Regions from separate parts of the Homo sapiens genome. Here region 2 is linked to region 1. Evidence: chromatin contacts called from ENCODE Hi-C data. All regions are on one chromosome and are shown on one strand. The core of a region is the stretch at or near the end of the contact, and the rest is flanking DNA. Distances in the headings are between cores, read along the strand shown.

Evidence for each region. A loop is a pair of places that touch in the nucleus more often than their neighbours do. Pooled maps may share reads with other maps.
Region 2: a loop to region 1 is called in a map of aorta, with 4 times the contacts of the local background. The contact joins two enhancer-like sites. A Hi-C loop is called at or near these places in 8 of 168 maps with a recorded cell type or tissue (aorta, ascending aorta, cardiac septum and 5 more) and 5 of 50 pooled maps.

The regions. Positions count from the first base shown.
Region 1 is chr9:18,444,274-18,451,633 of GRCh38, reverse strand. It overlaps a transcript of ADAMTSL1 not described here. Among named protein-coding and RNA genes, the nearest start is that of ADAMTSL1, 26 kb to the left of the region's middle. Within about 2 kb of position 4,278, at least 6 of the 41 ENCODE cell types and tissues checked have a DNase peak (open chromatin) inside an H3K27ac peak, as active enhancers do; they include ascending aorta, where a contact is called at or near this core.
Region 2 is chr9:18,859,248-18,866,607 of GRCh38, reverse strand. All of the region lies in intron 23 of ADAMTSL1 (ADAMTS like 1), which reads right to left. Among named protein-coding and RNA genes, the nearest start is that of SAXO1, 170 kb to the left of the region's middle. Within about 2 kb of position 4,552, at least 7 of the 41 ENCODE cell types and tissues checked have a DNase peak (open chromatin) inside an H3K27ac peak, as active enhancers do; they include ascending aorta, where a contact is called at or near this core.

The DNA of each region.
Region 1 (7,360 bases), core at 3,029-5,528:
GGAGCTGAAATTTGTAAGGTTTCATTTCCGGGGTAGCCAGATAAACAAGTATATTTACACAAGAGCTGGTTGAGTAATAGAAATTTTAAGCTAATGCTTATGTAAGTGGCAATAGCTTTTCTGAAAGTTGCTCAAGTAATGGTTTCAGTAACACAATTCTTCTCTTCTGTCCATTCACATGGCTATAATACAGGTACACATAACCATATTTAGACAGGTAAAGCTGTGTTCAATTTGCAGGTATAAAATCGTATGGAAATTGTAGACATAAAATCACTTCTAAACTAATTATAAGCTAGGTTGAAAAAATGACAGCAAGTTATCTTATGTGGCGATCTTACCATAAAAATTGGTATACTAGTATGCCCTTTACATTGAGGTATGCATGGAGGTACCCAACATCTTTCCAAGGAGTATGCAAACATGATTGTTTCAAGGAAAAGAATATTCTCAGCTTTGATAAAATGGTTTTCCTTGAACTGAACGGCAGGAGAATGCACATGCAGCTGTGGTGTGCTGATGGCTTCCTATCCCAATCCCCCTTCTTACAGCATGTTTCTTTGACTTTTCAAAAGTACCTGAAACTTACCTTGGTGTCTTACCCCTGGGTATAAAACTCAGGACCCCAAGCAAATGAATGATTCAAAATACTGGTTTAAATGAAACTCCTTTAATTAAGTAACCACAAACCCAGACTACAGTTCTTGTCTTTCCCTGTTTTATACAATTTTTTTGTAAAAGCAAAGCATGGCTTTAGAAGCAGGATATTTTACTCTATGTAATGATATTCTGAATCCAGATATACTGTAGAGTGGACAATGGAAATGATGACATTTTTCACTTAACCATGTTGCCTCTTCCTACTCTCTCAACTATTGTCAAATAATGAATCACTTCAGAGGTTGTCTAGTGACAACAAAGCAAAGGGAGTTTGGTAAGTTTGGTAAAGGGGATTAACTTACTTTTTCTGAGTCACAGAAAAGTTCTATGTGGTGTGTGTGTATACACACATATGCACATATATACATACATATATATGTATACATAATATATATATCTATATATGTATATATGAATCTGGGTTCCTAGAATTAAAAAGAGATATGGTTTTCATGCAGCTACATATTAACACATCCATTTCAACTGAAAGATAAAATTGACCTTTTCCTAACTGACTTTGCTGATTTACTTACATGGCAAATATATTTTCATTAATTGAGTGAGCTAAATTTGTACCTATAAAGTGTGTTTTTTTAAAAACATCAAGTTTATTGAGGTATAAGTTGAATACAGTAAAATCTACCCATTTTGGGCATTCAATTTTATGAGTTTTGACAAATGTATACAATCATGTAACGACCACAGCAATCAAGATATAGAATATTTCCATCGCTCCATGAAATTCCCTTGTGTCTTGTTGTAGTCAGCCAGCTCCACTTTTTATCACAGAATGTACATTCGTTGTATGGATGTTCCATAATTTCGTTACCTATTTACTAGTTAATGGACATTTGGTTGCTTCCAGTTCTTGGTGATTATGAATAAATCTATTACAAACATTCCTGTACATATATTTGCATGGAGAAATCTTTTCATTCTCTTGTATAAATACCTAGGAATGGGATTGCTGAATTTTATGCTAGGTGTATATTTAACTTAATGTAAGCAGCTGCCAACCTATTTTCTGAAGCACTCTCCCATTTTGCATTCTCACTGCCATGTCAGAGAGTTTTTCTGCAACCTTGCCAGCACTTACTACTGCCAGTTTTTAAAATGCCAGCCATTCCACTAGGTATATAGTAGTGTATTATTGTGGTTTTACTGTGCATTTGCCTAATGACTAATAACGTTGAAAAAGCTTTTCATGTGCTAATTTGACACCTGCATCTATCATCTGTATCTATTTTCTGTTTAGATCTTCTGTCTAATTTTTATTGGGTTATTTTCCTATTACTGAGTTGTGAGAGGTCTTTACATATTCTAGACACAAGTCCTTTATCTGATATGTGTCTTTGCAATTACAAAGTATTGGAAACAGTATATTTAAAACACAGGATGTGATAATATCATTTTATCAAAATAAAATGTATTGCCAAAGATATATTAGCTATATTTCAATTATCCTAATTATTTCTGAATATATTAAGTTAAACAAGTTTCCTCTAAGAGAAAAACCAACAGATATAATTAATAGTCATATGTTAAGTCTTGGTAAAGCCCTTTAGTATTATACATTCCAGAAAGAAAGAAGGCAAATGGCTCTACGACTGTGTTGGCTCTAATCACTGTTTTACAAATCATTTTGCATGTCAAGCTATTTAGATTTTTAAATATAAATTATATAATTATATTTTTAAATTATATAATAGAGTTGCTAGCTGATAAACTAAATTTAATTTTTGATCATTAATTACTAAGTGATTTTTGACATACAACTCAGAAAAAGTTCAAAGAATTTATGCTATTTCAGAATTCCTCCCTAAATCCCCCCAACTCATGCTTTTTATATAATCAGTGCTCTTCTCACTCACATGAATAAATGCGGAAGTTAAAAACAGGATTTATGAGTAACTGTGTCTCACTCTGGCAAGAAATGTTTATCCACTGATGAACTACTTAAGAGAAAAGAAAACCCCCATATATTTTATTTAGTATTTTCAATAAAGCATAGTATAAAAATTTATATTATTTGTGCTATTATTTGATATTAATAATACTTGAAATAATATATCACTCACATAAATTTTAAACATTCGAGCCTTGTAACCATAGAGCATTTTTTAAAATTAAACTTTAAAATTAAATTTTACTTTCTATATATTTTTTGCAGTAAGGTATACCTGGGCAGCCATACTTTTGGTTCTTTTTTATTTTGCAGAAAGAGGAAAACTTTCAATCATAAAATATACTACGTTATGATAGCATGAGTCTAAAGAGAAAAGAAAATGAGATAAATGTCCAATATATTTACTTTTATGAATAACTGAGTATCTAACTGGCATGGTATTTACATTCTAGCAGAAACATCTACAATTAATATTTATAATTTTCCAGATATAACTTCCTTTGCAACTATTTCAACTTATGATGATGAATTTTAAATGCCAACTTACAAATGTGCCTGTGGTCGATATTTTCTAAATTCTTTTAGGGGTTTAAAAGTAAAAATTTGGAAAGGTAGGTCATGACCTTTATAATTCTTTCCCTTTTCTCCCTGGCAGTTGTGACATTTGGCCCTGATCTCATTGTCCTAGTTTCAAACTTCTCAGTTTGTGGTTACAATAGCAATAATTTTCCCCTGACAGCAGGTGGATGGCTAGCTCATCCAGTGTCCTGTGTCCTTCCCACACTGGCTGGCTGGCAGCAGAACCTTGACTGTCCATGCCAAACTTCTTTCTCCAAGCCTCCTCCTTAACATTCTTCCTGAGCAGCTCAACAAAATCATCATAAAAGAACAAAATACCCAGAGTGGTTCTTAACTGGGTATTCCTAAGTGTATAAAAGAATTTATTACTGAGGCTTGGGGTTTTGTTTATTAATTGATTTTTGTTTTCTCTTGTTTTCTGGGCAAATACTTTATGGCAGAGAGAGAGAGAGAGAGAGAGAAAGAGCGAGAGCGAGCACGCACACAAATCTCTTGTTTTGGTGGTCTTGAAAAGTGTTTTCCAAAGTTTTCAAAGCTTTGGACTGAAACCCATAAACCAAACCAAATTGCTCACATCCCACAAATGCACAACCATGTGTGCTCGACACCTGCAATTTTTTATACATCAAAGTTTGGGCTCTTCTGCATTCAAAGAGCTACTGTCACCAGGCCCCTGAGGGGCATGCATATAGAGAAAGGAAGCAAACTCATTTGGCAGAGAGGCTTATGAGACTCTCCGGAGGAAGGTACTCTATTTCAAGAAAGAATGAACAGCAATAGACATTCAGAAAGGGTCTAGCAAAGAGCTCCCTGAGGACTCTTTAGCAGTGTATGTCCTGCTAAGCCTCCAAACACACACTTATAATTGCGAGACATTTTGTTTTGCATCAGGTGCCTCTAACAGCCTGATTCCCCCATCCAGGACAATGTCATTGCTTTACTTTCTTTTAGTGGTTCTATTTTTGTCCCTTCCTTTTAAATACTGAACTGAGGTATTTGTGAAGTCTCCCTCCCTCCCTCTTCCCCACAGGTTTGGCTCTCATTTTCCCCATTATTTCAATGAGTAATGACACCAAGGGCATGAAGCCAGTCCTACCGGCACTGAACACTTTCCCCTTTCTACAAAATAAAGCAAGCACCAAACCAAACACGGCACAACATTCAGCTTCAGGGATTGTGACACATTTCCAGGCTCTCTTTGCTCTGTAGTAGAATTCTGGCTGTCATTCGGCATTTGGCTTTTTCTCACGGAGCCCTTGAGCAACCTTTATTTACCATGCACACTGACTTTCATTACTATATAATACAGAAAATATTTGCTTCATTATGAAGCCAGCTGAATATTTATTTTGATTTTGTTACTTGTGGTAAACAGAGTTCAAAACACTCTCTGCTACCACTGTTCCAAACTAGTCAAAAACTATGTAAACAACCCACATAGTGATTGTGTGACCCACATTTTGTGATTGTCTCACCTCCCCTTCCAGCACAAGGAAAGTTTTGTTTAAAAAAAAAAATGTTCATGTTAATTTGAAATTTTAAAGCAAGTTTTATCCCTCAAAACTGTCTTCAGTCCACACTTCTGACTGCCTTTATAGGAAATCACGTTACAATGAACTCCTTTCAAGGTACTTTTGGAACCAAACCTTCTCTTTGGATATGGTCCAAGGTAGGCCTAATTCTGTTCTAAGACAAGCACTATTACCCGAAAGTTCAAGAATACTATTTTTTAGATGACATAGGTAAGAACATGTTGAGAAAAACGTGTTTGCACCCAGATGCATTTTATCTGTATGAAGATCTACGTCAAAGGCTTTGCTGATTCTATTTTGTTCTAGGACCAATATGCCTTGTTTCCCTCAAGTTGCTTTAAAAGATTGATTTGGAATGGACCCATTTGGCCTTTTGTATGGTCCAGTTTCTGCACGTTCACATTACAATAAACATGTCAGCCCAATTGCCTGCACAGGCATCCTTGCTGGTTGACATTTTGTGATACTTTTTATAATCTGGTAGAATTCTAATTGATTTTAAAATCAATAAAACCCATACTTGCTTATTTTTGCATTTTAAAGAAACAAAAACAAATTTAGAGTAGCAGAACATTTTTAGTTCATGCCTTTAAATGCTTTCAGAAAACCAAGTATACCAGCACGAATCTAGACTAATATTTATGTCAACATTTTTTTCCCCCAGGCATATCTTCCTACAGAGAATTTGGGAGTGAGATTTAGTTTTCATCTTAGACTTAAGCCCATATATAGAGTTTCTGGAACGTCAATCCTAAAAGATCACTGTGGAGTTTCTTTTTTCCTTTTCCTGCTCTGTAAGACATTTATACCTCTACCTTTCTGCTAGAGGTAATCGCACAATTGAGCTAATGTAAATGTTGTTCAATACAGGAAGAAATCTTGGGTTCTGGGATGAAATCTGGAATCAAACTCTGGGTCCATCGCTTCCTGGTTATATTGTCTTAAGCAGGTTACTAATCTTCATGAACCACAGTTTATTCTATAAAATAGGGGGATGAATACCTACATGATAGGGTAACTATAAGGATTAAATATAAAAATGTTTACAAATATTTGATACAGTATTGTGCATATAGTCACTACTAGCTCCTTATAATTCTTAGTATATTATTCTGATTATTCTGATAATTGTACTTTTTTCACATGACAAAGATTAAATGTAGGTTTTAAAAAATATTGGATTTTCTAAATACATTCAAGTAAAGGTAAACTAAAAATGTTTTATAAAAATTCAACTGATGATAAAAAAATTTTTCAAGATGTCTCCAGTCAAGTAGGGAATCAAATACTTTCAGCATTTTGTATATGAGTCTTGGTTAGTATTTTCTTTTTTGGTGTACATTTGGTAAACTCTTTGTTTATCACAATATTTTTAAGTCTTCAGTTTACCCATCAATAAAATGGAATGACAAAATTTTGAAACCACAGAATAATATAGATACCAAATATTACTATTAACTACCTGTTTTGTAAATATGGGATATTGAAGAACTCTTAAATATACTGTGATTAAAAGATGTACCACAAGGGTATCATTTTGTATGTAGGAATGTAGGTGAACTCTAAAGATTTTGTCTTATCAAGTTCAAGGTTCAATTTATTTTTGCATTAAACAAACAAAGTCAAAGAGTTCATTATCCATGATCTTAATTTTTCCCCAAGGATAAAACATATATTTGATGCTTAATGGTGGTGACAGATTGTTTAGCTCTCAAATCAAAGGCTGTACTTTTAGCGGTGGCAAAACAGATACTGAAGAGAGAAACTGGTTATCACTGTCAGAACAATCGAGAAGAATTTCAGACTTCTTGAGGAGGAAACATCCCCAGCAAGGTAAGTTAATGTGTACATTTATTGTACTGAAGAATATCACAGTGTTTAAGAACTTGAGCTTTGGAGTTCAACTGACTGGGTTTGAATCCTGAATCTATAACATTCTATTTGACCTTAGGCAAATAAGTTACCTAAACTCTCTGACTTTCAGTTTTCTCACCTGTGAAATGAGGGTAATCGTAGTGCCTAAGAAGGCATGCTAAATACTTAGAAAAGGGCCTGGATCAGATTAAGTGCTCAACAGTGTTAGCTGTTGCTGATATTATTAGTCTCTTGGTAAGATACATAGACATATGTCTTTTAATAAATAGGAGGAAAGACATTAAATATGGCATTTCTGCACTTGAACAAAAGTTTTAAGGATGTTGCCATACCCTCCTGCCTGTGTGCCATCCCTTTGGCCTTAACTCGTACTACTATTATTATCTGCATCTGTTTTCCCTTTACCAATTGTTTAAGGTAAAGCAAAAGACATAAACCTGTTCTCAAGGAGTAGAATATTCTTACAATAGAAACTAATGTGTGCACAGGTGAAATACTGAGGATCTGCTTGAGGCCAATCTTCAAGCCTTATGTTTTTATCCTTATAGGCTAAAATTCAAAATAGTAGAGTCTAGTGAAATGTTACATATACGTAATACCCATTTTTCTCTTTGTTCACATGTAAGTCAACATTGGAGAACCATGAATTTTGGAATCAGAAAGACCTAAATTCAAATCCCATATCCACCATTTAGTAACAAACTTAGGCAAGTTATTTAGTCTCTCTGAGCTCCAATGGCCTCATCCATAAAAGGAATATATTACCCATTAGCTCAAAAGATCAATGTGAGGATTAAATAAGATGGCA
Region 2 (7,360 bases), core at 3,303-5,802, 410 kb before region 1:
GGGAATGTGCTTCTAATAAGCATGACTGTTCATCTTGAATTGGAAACACTTTTAGGAAAGTCCACTTTCAACAGTAAAGGGAAAGATCAAAATAAATTAATTATAACCAAAGTAAATGAACAAAATTGTCAGCCATCTGCCTTTTCTGTCACTAATCTGTTTTTCAAGGCTTTCAACTAAATACGTAGCTTATTTTATAAAAACTTTGTGTTCAGAATTGGTATTCTCAGCACATGTAGTACAGGCCCCTGTAATTTTATGTACATATTTATGTGCATGTCTCTGTGTGTACACAGTGCTCTCTATGGATTGCCAGCAGCAACAGTCAAAATAAGGAATTTAACATGAATCCCCACTGTGTATGTTCCCAGTGAATAATTATCCATGTTTCACTGCTAATGAGAAAACCTGGCTTTTAACAGGTTCCTTTCTGTCACGGACATTTCTCATTTGTTAAAACAAATGAAGTATCCGTCATTTTTTTTTTTTTTGGTTTTTGAAGGCAAGCAATCTCTCTGTGTGCCATTTACAAGGACACCAAAAAACACGTGCTAATAATGTATTCCACACCTTTGAGAGGCCAAATAATAAACCATTCCCAACCCTCCCTTTCCTTCAACGAAGAAGTTCACAGTATTTAAGGCAGGGGGCTAGCATCTCTCTTTTCTGTTTCCCTCCCAGCTACGTATATGCGGAGCATTTCCACCCCAGGAAAGAGGCCATCAGCAGGCAGTGACAGTGCTGTCTCCTCTCCAGGCCTCAGCTATTAAAGGGCTTGGGTTAGTGAGGTGGCTGAGGAGGACGCAGCACTTGGCAAGGCTGCTTTCTAATGAGAGTTCTGGCAGCAGAAGGCCTCTCTCTATCAACCCTTCTTAACCACTGAAAGAAAATATTGTCTTTAGGCCCCATTCCTAGGCCTAAAGTGGTTCTAAACTGAGCCAAAGCCAGGTGTGATTCACATATGTGTAAGATTTCCTCTCCCTAGTTTCATCTATTTTTTAAAAAATAGCTGGAAAGTATGAAAAGTTTAGAATGGGACAGATGTACCCAATAAGAAAACCAAATTATACATGAAGTTGCCCCCTTCTAAAAATGTGTGATTGACATATGTTTATTGAGGCACTATTCACAATAGCAAAGACTTGGAACCAACCCAAATGTCCAACAACGATAGACTGGATTAAGAAAATGTGGCACATATACACCATGGAATACAATGCAGCCATAAAAAATGATGAGTTCATGTCCTTTGTAGGGACATGGATGAAGCTGGAAACCATCATTCTCAGCAAACTATTGCAAGGACAAAAAACCAAACACCACATGTTTTCACTCATAGGTGGGAATTGAACAATGAGAACACTTGGACACAGGAAGGGGAACATCACACACCGGGGCCTATTGTGGGGTGGGGGGAGCGGGGAGGGATAGCATTAGGAGATATACCTAATGTTAAATGACGAGTTAATGGGTGCAGCACACCAACATGGCACATGTGTACATATGTAACAAATCTGCACGTTGTGCACATGTACCCTAGAACTTCAAGTATAATTAAAAAAAGAGACTGGAAAAATATAACAAAATATTCAAAGTTATAATAGGAGAAAAAAAATGTGTGATTGATTTTTTTTTAATCTTAAACACCAGAAAAGACATCTCTCTGAATGGGTCTAACATCCCTAAGTACTGACATGAAATAGGGAAAAGGAAACACTAAAGACCAGGGGGTTCCCCTCATTATTTGCTCCAACTATGACAGAATCAATGGCCTCCAGCAAGGACAGGGCATCAGTCCAGATGTAACCTATAATGTGCCACCAATTGACATCCTTGCTTTTTCCCATTGACTTCACTGACTTTCTGCATGTTTGTCTCTTGATTTTACATTGGCTTCTGTGACTAAACAGCCTGACTCAGGGAAACAGCCTGAGTTGGACAGATGAGGACATGGGGGAAGAAAACTGGGAGCCCTGGCATCTCTGGCTTCACTTCCTCGCACCCTCAGCAGAAGATGCTAACTTTAATACTGGTAGCATAAGGTTGCCTTTGTGGCACCTGTCTCTAAAGAAGCTCTGAATTCACAATACAAGGGTCATTATATAGTGGATTTTTTGTTGATTCAAAGGTCTGAAAATCACCAAGATTTTTGGCCAGTGGCTTAATTTGTGGGCTTCCTTGTAGGATAGATCAAGCCAGCTCAGGCATTCATTAGCTGCCAGTCACTTTGAGTGAGCCACACAGCCAAAGTTCATTTTGATGTGTTCCTAGCCTTAATAAGCAGAAGCAAGAATTCTGAGTGCACGTTTTTTCTCCTCTTCCCCCTCTCCAGCCAAACAGCTCAGAAAAAGGCACCTGAGCTTGATAAACAGATTGCACAGAGTAAAAGCTGTAAATGGACTGAACCCAGTTCACGGGGAAGAATGCTCTGAAAATAAGAATATACAATCTAAAAGAGGAGGAGAAAAAGTAGTACTCTGGGAATTTTCACGTATTTAACTGCTTTCTAAAGGAAAAGAAAGCTGTGGCTGATTAGGACATGCTGTGTAAAAGTATGAAAGATGTGGCATTATTACTTCATGAGCTGGCTCCAGGCCTGTCAGCATTTTCATTACAATCCTCTATTTTTCACAGAGTTAAACTTACTATAAAAATGATGTGTGTCGGGATGAAACTTGGCACTTGGTGTAGTCAGTCTGGGAGTCCTTTCCTTAATTTAATTTTCCAAAACTGGAAAACACTCAGTCCTGTAAATTTTATAGAGGGATCTCCATTTTGCTCGTGGTATGTGGTGTGTACGGGCCTCACTCTAAGGCCATGGGGTGACTGAGCAAAAGTAGGGAAGTCATTTCAGTGCCTTTTCTGGCTCCTTCCATTTCTGGTTTGGCATTCTCTTGGGTGGCAGAGATGGTCGCTAAAGAGCTTAGAAGGAGTGGGAGCTGGCACCAAGCAGCTGGCTGAGAGGAATGATTAATTCATATTGGAAAAACTCAGTTACTCCCTCCATTTGTCAGCTGGACCCTAGAAGGCTGTGGGAGAAGACAAGCAACTTTAATTTTCACTCCGATTTCTGGGACCTCCCAATAAGCTGGTCAAATAACTGGGCCAAGATGATTCCCATGTACATTTTCCCAAAGAAAACTAACTTTAAGACATTCCTGGAAAAATAAAACTATCCAAGCCCATTTTCCATTCCCCAAATGTCTCTTCACCCCTAGCGTAAGCTTTGGGTTTCCGTTGGCAGGGGGTATGCTAACGTCTCCCATGATCCTGGGCATCTGGTAGAAGAACTTGATATATTTCTCAGCATGAAAAGTAGCTCCATCCAGATTTATGACTTGATTAAGGCCTTGCATTTTCCAAAATGATTGGGTTACTGTGTGGTTACTACCTTCACCCATACCCTAGGACTTGGTTATTCTCTTACAGGTGAAGAAGATGAGATGCCTGCTCCTGATACTTTGCACACACAACTATGAAAATGTGACTGTACTGTAAGATAGAGTTTGGCCGTGTTAAACAGCATGCTTCTCCAGGATTGACTGGGCCACCTCTAGGGGGTAGCAGGCAGGCAGGCTCTAGGAAATTAGTCCAATTTTAAAAGTTCACAGTACTGTTGATCAGAATTGAACCTACCTCATGAGGATAATACACAGGGTTCCCATAAGTCCTTCTCTGCCAGTAGGCTCTTGGCATAAAATATACCTTTTAAAAACACATCAGCATTTTTTTTAAAGTTTCAACTTTCTGGGTTTATAAGTCCCTAGTTGACTCTACCCTCAGGCTGCTGGCAGGTGCCACCTGGCCTGCAGGAGGGAAGACCAGGATGACCCTAGGGAGGCCTGGCTGCAGGCTGCCTGGAGCTAAGGAAGTAATTTCAATCCACAGATGAGATGGCCTTTTAATGAACTCTAGAATGTGGATCATACTTGGGTCATACCATACTTTTGAGGAGAGTCCTAGGTCAGAAATTCCCCTCTCTGTGTATACTTATCTATCACGCACACCAAGATTAGATTCTGTAAGGAATGAAATTGATGTTTCACATTTGGTCTGAAATAGGACATTATTTTAGGACTTTCAAGGAAGCGCTCTATAATCAAGGTGCTACTGCTCTGAGAAGAAAACAACAGTTTCAGAGGAAAACCTGCGGACTCTATGAATATTCCCTTCTCTTGAGTGATATAGCTGTTCTCATCCCCTCACTCCAGCCAATGGAAAGGCAAGCTAGAAAATACACAGATCAGCTTGGAGGAAAAACAAAAGCCAGCAGCAGCTCCGAGCCAGCATGCCTCAGGAACTCAGGCTAAGTTTTGCTCTGATTTTGGGTGAGAGCCTCTGCAAAAGAAATAACGCCCTTTACCCCAACACAAAAAAAGAACCTTCGCTCACAGCCCTGTCTACATCCCATTTCATTTCTCTTCTGCTGAACCAAAGCCACAGCATAGCAGTGGATATGAAGAATGGCTAATATTCCTAGCACGTATCCCGGGAGGCCTCACTGGGCACAGCACAGGGTTCAGCTGCAAGCCACAGGAAGGAGCCGCTGCTGACTAGGAATTCCACGGTGAGCAGTGGGGGTGGAGCTACCAGGGGAACGCAAAGACCTTTCCTGGATTTATTATTCCCACATTAGTCTCCTGGGTCTTGAGGCTCCAGAAACTTCTCAACAAAGGAAAGAAAATAACAAACAATGTGAGGGAAGTAAAGACGGGGGAGAGTTGAGTGGTGAGCTGAAGTAGGGATGAGAGCCATGGCAAGGGAGCAGGAGGAGGAGTAAGGACAGAGGTGTCTGAAAGGATCTGGCTGGCTCGCTCCTGGGATAAGAATATGCTCTGGCAAGTGATGTCTGGCCTTTGGCAGCCAAGCCCAAAGAGCGAATGGTTTTTCAAGGACCCATAAATAGATAGGTCCTATAAAGAAACATCAGAAATCCATCCACAGCCCTTACTGGAAACGTCACAGCATCAGTGTGATGGGCATCTGAAGGGCAGAGAGTTGTCCAAATGCCTGCTATTTGTCTTGCAACCTACATTTCTAGTATTGATTTGTTTTGGCTCCTAATCTTCTTTGGGTGTGGTTCTCAGTTTGCCTTGGATTTATATACTCCAGAGACTCCTGTGGAGCATTTAGTGGACTCTCTGATGGCTTAAGGAAGAAGTGGCCTGGTTCAGATTCCTGGGTCCAATTCTGACCTTTCCGAGATTCACATGGACTTAGGAGCCCTAAAACCAATGCAGTCTCCTTAGGCAACCTGGGATTCAGGCCAATTTAGACCTGGATGAGGCAGAGCACATGCTGTTCTGCTGGGAATTGATAACTTGATTGAATCAGTTCTTTTTGGGCTTCCCTATTTTCCATAGCACTCACATTGCATGAAGGTGGAGGGTCTAGAATGGGAAATGTGTATCAAAAGAGGGATGTGTATATGATCTCTGTATAATGAGGGATGTGTATATGATCTCTGTATAACGAGGGATATGTATATGATCTCTGTATAATGAGGGATGTGTATATGATCTCTGTATAACGAGGGATGTGTATATGATCTCTGTATAATGAGGGATGTGTATATGATCTCTGTGAAACGAGGGATGTGTATGTGATCTCTGCATAACGAATGGAAGTGAGAACTAAAGTTTCCACAGAGCTTCTCAAAGGCATTCCAAGGACAGCAGATTTGAAAGCCTAAATCCAGACGTGGACAGAGCAAGTACGCTTACTGTGGGACAGAAATTATGCCTGTTATCCAGTAACATTACTGGGCACCTGTATTCTGCTTTAAAATGTACAATTAGCATTTCATTAGAGTTTGCTCTTAGATCTCTCTAAAGACCAAAGCTGAGAAACCCTAGAATATAGAGAAGGAAAACCAACCTTTTCCTACAGTAATGAGATTTTTTCCCCTTAAAATTTATTTTTGAATTATGATGGTGGGGGTGGGAATTGGGAATGAACAGTGTTTACAATAAGGTGTTTACATATTGCCATCTGACTCTTCACTCTTGTCAAAAAATTATTAAAAACAAAGTAGTCAAAAGATGTTTGTCATTGTTGGTAAGAAGGCCAGAGCAGGAGTTGGCAATTTTTTTTTTTTTTAAGGGCCAGATAGTGAATATTGTAGACTTTGTGAGCCATATGGTCTCTGTCACAACTACTCAACTCTGCCATTGTAACTTGAGATCAGCCATAGACAATACATAAACAAATGGGTGGGGCTGTGCCCCACTAAAATCTTATTTATAAAGGGGTGGTGGTCTAGACTTGCCTTCAGGACCAACCCCTGGTCGAGGGTATGAGATCATTTGAGTTTCTGTATGCTGAGAACAAATGGCCTAGTAAAACCACTAACTGCCTGGGCAAGATATATTTTTACCCCCAAAGAAAGCAGCCATTTTCACAAGACAAGGAAGATGAATTCAATACCTTCTTTTCTAATTAAAAGATCCAACTTGTTACTTTAAAAAATACCAATGCATGTTCATTATAGACTAAAAGCTCACAAAAATATAAAAATTCAAAAATCCCTCAAGTCCCACTTCTCAGACGTAATTGATCTGAATGTCTCTCTTTCCAATCACACATATGCACACACATCATTAGGCAGATTAATAAATCTTGGACAATTTTCTTGTCAATGAATGTAAGTCTACCTCATTCTTTAAATGGGTGATGGGTGCACTAAAATCTCAGGATTCACCACTATGTAATTCATTCATCCATGTAACAAAAAAACCACTTGTACCCCAAAAGATATTGAAATAAAAAAAAAATCAGCACCATTATGAAGCAAAAAAAAGAATCTTTAATCAACTCTTTATAGATAATTACATGTTTCCAATTTTTCACTAATATAAACTACGCTGTGGTGAATTTCCTAGTACATACATCTCTGTGACCAAATATTTCCCTAGGTTACATGACTGAAGTAGCACTGATAGCTCAGTAGGTATCATTTGAAAATACTGATATACATTGCTAAATTGCCCTTCAGAAATGTTATCCTAATTTACGTTTTGGGCAACAATGCATGATAGTATATATTATTTAATTCTTTGATCTTCTGATAGGCAGAATAACTGCCCCCCTAAAGAAATCCACACCCTAATCCCCGAAACCTATGAATATGCTACCTCACATGACAAAAGGGACTTTGCAAATGTGATTAAGAAAGAATACTGAGATGGGGGATTATCCTCGATTATGCAAGTAGGCCTCATGTCATCAAAAGGGGCCTTATAATGGGGAAGATAGCGAGTCAGAGAGAAATGTGAAGATGCTATGCTGCCATTCTTGCAGATGGGAGAAGGGCCACAGCCAAGGGATGCAGGTGGCTTTGAGGAGCTGGAAAAGACGAATA